Linked DNA regions of Homo sapiens: region 2 is linked to region 1. Evidence: chromatin loops called from intact Hi-C (ENCODE). Cell type or tissue: PC-3. All regions are shown on one strand.

The links. Hi-C counts contacts between places; a loop is a spot of excess contacts. Peaks named below come from ENCODE experiments on the same cell type or tissue, not always from the same donor. Only the 100,000 strongest peaks of a DNase experiment are listed, where the experiment ranks them.
Region 2: it touches region 1 in a loop (2.1-fold over the local background); 1 of 110 quality-filtered maps calls a loop at or near these places.

The regions. Positions count from the first base shown.
Region 1 is chr5:89,555,124-89,557,623 of GRCh38, forward strand. No RefSeq gene overlaps it. Among named protein-coding and RNA genes, the nearest start is that of LINC02161, 25 kb to the right of the region's middle. In PC-3, no CTCF peak of the experiment used is centred here; a DNase peak (open chromatin) is centred at 1,278; H3K4me3 peaks cover 737 bases; H3K27ac peaks cover 1,492 bases.
Region 2 is chr5:89,728,820-89,731,319 of GRCh38, forward strand. The region is part of intron 1 of LINC02161 (long intergenic non-protein coding RNA 2161); the gene reads left to right. Among named protein-coding and RNA genes, the nearest start is that of LINC02161, 150 kb to the left of the region's middle. In PC-3, CTCF peaks have their summits at 1,398 (motif pointing left) and 1,597; a DNase peak (open chromatin) is centred at 1,362.

The DNA of each region.
Region 1 (2,500 bases):
GTGGAGGCTGCAGTGAACCAGGGTCACGCCGTCACACTCCAGCCTGGGTGACAGAGCAAGACTCCATCTCAAAATTAAACAAATAAATAAATTTGCATTTTTTGAACATCACACATTATTTTCTGTCAATTGGCATTTGGAGTCTGAGTTTATGGGTCTTGGTAATAACTTAGTCTGTTTTCTTGTAAACAGACTTACTTAATTCTCAAAAATAAGAAAAAAAATAAGCATAGTTCAATCTGACTTTCTATTTTTGTATTTTTAATTCTTATTTATTTATTTATTTATTTATTTTTGAGGCAGAGTCTTGCTCTGTCACCTGGGCTGGACTGCAGTGGCATGATCTCACTGCAACTGCTGCTTCTCAGGTTAAAGTGAGTCTCCTACCTCAACCTCAAGTTGCTGGGATTACAGGTGTGCACCACCACGCCCTACTAATTTTTCTATTTTTAGTAGAGACGGGGTTTTGCCATGTTGGCCAGACTGATCTCGAACTCTTGACCTCAGGTGATCCGCCAGCCTCGGCCTTCCAAAGTGCTGGGATTATAGATGTGAGGCACCGTGCCCAGCTTCAATCTGACTTTCTTATTTCAGTTTCTTGTATCACATTCTATGATCTCAAAGTGTTAGAGGAAAAGTTTCCAACAAATTTCTTAGTGGGGAAAAATGTCTAGAACTAACACACAAATTTGGACTTTATATCTCCCAAGTGCATTATCCAGAATTATGTTTTAGCTGAAAATCTAATCATATGTTAGTTAAATACATATATATACATATACATATACATATATACATATATAGTATATATATGTATGTGTATATATACATATATGTATACATAAAAAATCTGTTGCTTTCAATGATAATATTCATGCAGAAAAAATGTGATTTCTTATCATAAATAGTCTGTTTTCTCTCTTTATCCAAATAATTTATTAAAATTAGGATTTTTGAAGATCTGACATTGGTGAAGATGTATAATCATTTGACTAAATATTTTCAATTCCTGGACTGACAGCAATGTTGAAACTACATATTTTTAAATTCCTGTTGTTTATTTATTTGTGTTTTCTAAATAAAACAGGTGTTGGCAGAATACGATTAACAAAGAAACAAAGGTGATGGGATGGTGGAGGGCTCAATGACACTGCAGAAGACACTGGAACTGCCAGGAAGAAAACATAATCAGCAAAGGACCCAGTCTTTGCTTTAATATCATCAGTCGCTAGAGATCATGATCAACTGTGATGCAGGTGTGACTCATCGTGTTTTCATGGTGAACCATGGCTGACTCAGGCAAAGCACTGATGAAGACAAACACAGGGACAATTCTAAGATGTTATGCAATCATTCCTCATCTTATAAAAGAAATTTTTTAAATAAATAATATTTAGAAAAATCATCAAAACTTACGTTCAAATCACCTTTTAATAGACTACTTTATCCACTTAGATGTATCAACTTATGTCTTAAAATAGAAGATGAATTCATACTGGTTTCTTTGTACTCAGGTCTTCCATAACATTGTGGATATTTAGGTGTAGAAATGTTCACCTCATTCAAGTGCTATCGTAGTTTTAGGTGCTTGCACAGAAAGATTTTTTTCAGAGACTACATTATCTTCTTCTGGGAACAGGAAAATATTTTTCTTAGCCTGCTGTCCTCAGGCCATTGACTAACTTCCTCTGTCCAGGCTTTCAGGGATGGCCAGCACCATTTCTAATAGGTACACCACTGCCATTGGCAGTAGAAGAGCCATAACAGCAATGCATTCTCTGAGATGTTCCCTGCTCCTAGACACATCTATGAATGTCATCCAGTCCCATTTTGATACAGTTGTGCCAAGTTATATAACTGTATTAGCCTGCTTGGGCTTTCTTAACAACATACCACAGGCTAGGTGTTATAAACAACAAAAAATAATTTTCTTACTGTCTAGGCTCTAGAAAACCAAGATCAGCATACCAGCATTGTTGGGTTCTGGCAAAGGCTATCTTCCTGGCTGGCAAATGGCCATCTTTCTGGATGTATCTTCACGTGGCGGAGGGAGAGCAAGCTCTCTGGTATCTCTTCTTATAAGGGCTCTAATTTCATCATGAGCATTTCCCCCTTGAACTTCATGTAACCCTAATTACTTTCCAAAAGCCACCACCTCCAAATACTACGACATGGGAAGTTAGAGCTTCAACACATGGATTTTAGGGCGGACACAATTCAGTTGGTAGCAATTCTAATTTTCTGCTTAACAATAAGATTGTTAAATAACCTCATTACAATCAACTCCTTGCGAAGGAAAATAAGATTTATCGGTTTTTCTCAGGGTTTGTGCAAATTGTCTAAAGAAAATCCTGAGCATTTTAACATAAATGTATGTGTGTCTCCTAGAAGACAGCAATAACAGAGTTTTTGTGTAGAAGAGGGTAAATGAAAACAATTGGCTTGTAAATGGTAACTTGAAGACCATTCTGGAAAATTTTATCTGGTAAAAAAGATGATG
Region 2 (2,500 bases), 170 kb after region 1:
TTACTATTCTCTGTCTAAAATTAGCATCTCTCTTACTTTTCCTCTTTAGTCCCCTGTACACGACATGCTGTGGAGGAGCTAAGAAAGTTTTGTGCAATTCAAGGAGTAAGCTGGGTTGCAACTATAACAAAAAGCTTGCCAAGGTTGGGAGCCAAACTGGCAAGGTTTTCTGTTGTGTCAGCGTTTAAGTATTATTGCAATGTTATCGTATCACTGAAGAAAGGGGAACATAGAAACAGCAGAGCCAAATGCTAAGGAACATTTGAAGGAAAGCGTGTACCTAGCTTCAATAGAGAGTTTGACTGTATTAGACGGGGCTTAACTTTAATAGGAACCAGTCAATTCAACTTTAATTTGATCATATGAAATAGTGTTTTTAAAAATTTATTCCAGCAGATCTTGATTCCAGCAGTCTTTCCAAATCAGATGATGGTGAAGAATAATAAAGAATATAGGTCTGAAAACCGGCAACATCAGATCAAGACTTGCTTGCATTATAAGCAAATTTCCACTGGCCAGAGCAGGGAGAATAATTTTCTCCTGGAGGGAAATTTGAGAGCAATAAATTTGAGGATTTTCCCCCTTTCATGATGTTATTCACATGTCCAGGTAAAAGTCAATTAAAATTTGGAACATTTGTCATAAGAAACCACAATAGAACTCATGATTTGAGCAACAATTAAACCAAAATCGTAAGAGTCAATTGAGAAAAACACACAAATGAGAGCACCAGCTAGAAGCAAAATGAGTTAAATCCAAGCCATAACCTGTTATTAACATAAAAATGTTTATTGAGGGGGGAACAAGTGTAGCAACATTTTGATCATCCCTTGCAAGATATTATGAATGTCAGGCTGCACTAGATTAGAAGCTTTTATTTCTATTTTTATTTTTTAGCACTACGTAAAAAGCAGAAGAAACACACAGAAAAAAAAGAGCTCTTCCTGAGATAACTTTTCTCACCACCATTGATCATTTCTGTTCTTCTTTTCAGGTCAGGCATGGAAGTACTCATGTTTGGCTCAGAGGTTGTTAAAATTGAAGTGGTTAATTTAAGAGCTTTGCTCAGGTTCACTATTTGCCTCACTTGATTTCTAATTGCTTGTAGTTAGAAGGAGTCAAATATATTCTCACCTAGTGATCAGTTTTGGTTTTCAAGTGACACTCTGCATGTGGAGCTCAGAAAAACCAAACACCTACAGGAATGTGTTGAAGAAACCAGATAGCAAGGCCGCCAAGTGACTCAGACTCTGCTTCCATTCCCTAGGGTTTATCAACTTTGTTAATGGGGCATATGTGCTGAGAATTATATAACATTAAACATGGGGAACATTTCCTGGAAAAAATTTCCATTCTTCCTCAAAGCCAATGCATTGAGAGGTCTAGTGTCCAGGTAAAACACCACCCTCTAGTGTACATCTCTAAATAATATTGCTGTGACTCCTCTGATGATAATGGTTATGACAGTTGAGAATATTAAAACAAGTATTACAATGAGGATCATCTTCTATTAATATGCAGAATGGAGCACATGCAAAGACTAAATGCATAATGAGTGATCAAAATAATTGTTGATTTTCACTCAAAATGAAGCAAATTGTTGACTAAATGAAATAATTCAACACTGACTTAAAAAAAGACAAAGCTCATTAGTTTTAGGAGTATTTATTGAGTATATAGTGTGGGATATATGTTGTTCTACGACTGAACAAAGACAATAGTCATTTACGCTGAAAAATGGAAGAAAACTATTCTAAGAGGCGAATGCAGGATACATGAGGGATCCCCACGACGCCTGTTTTTTGGAAAATAATATAAATTGCTGGGATCAAGGTGATATTTGATTACCTAAAGAACACTAAAATGTGATAACAGAAACATAAAAATGTTTCTTGGAAATCCTCAATGTAATTGCCAAATAAAGTGTAAATTCTCCTGTTCCATAAGGAGAAAAACTAATGGACACATGTCTAGATTAAAAGCTTTTTTTGATGTCATATAGCCAGATTCCAAGTGAATCAAAGGAGTAGATGGAACAGCTGAAAGTATTCTACACCTGGCACGAAGAGTGTTGAAAAATCCTATAAAGACATTTTTGTCATTGCTCCTTCTCTCTTTGTACAGAGCTCAAAGAAATTTAACTCTTTTGTCAAAAATATCTGCAGCTCCTTTCTACACTCATGAATCTCTCAGAAAAATTTTTTTTCTTAATCATTTCTGATCTAAACTGTTGGATGTAGAATTGGCCTCTGCATAAAAGTGTGAAGTATTTAAGTGGTAAAATTCTGCCCATAGAACACACAGTGTAACAAATTCATACATATTTTCTCAAATAATATTTTCAAAATGCATTACTGAAATTCCTTCTTTGGTATTTTCCAATGGAATCAGAAAAAGTTTAGGATTTCCATCTACCAAAAAAATCATTGCTCATCAATGTAATCTTTTAGCTATCAGCAAGTTATTTACACTTTTGCTATGAGCGAATCTTTTCTCATAT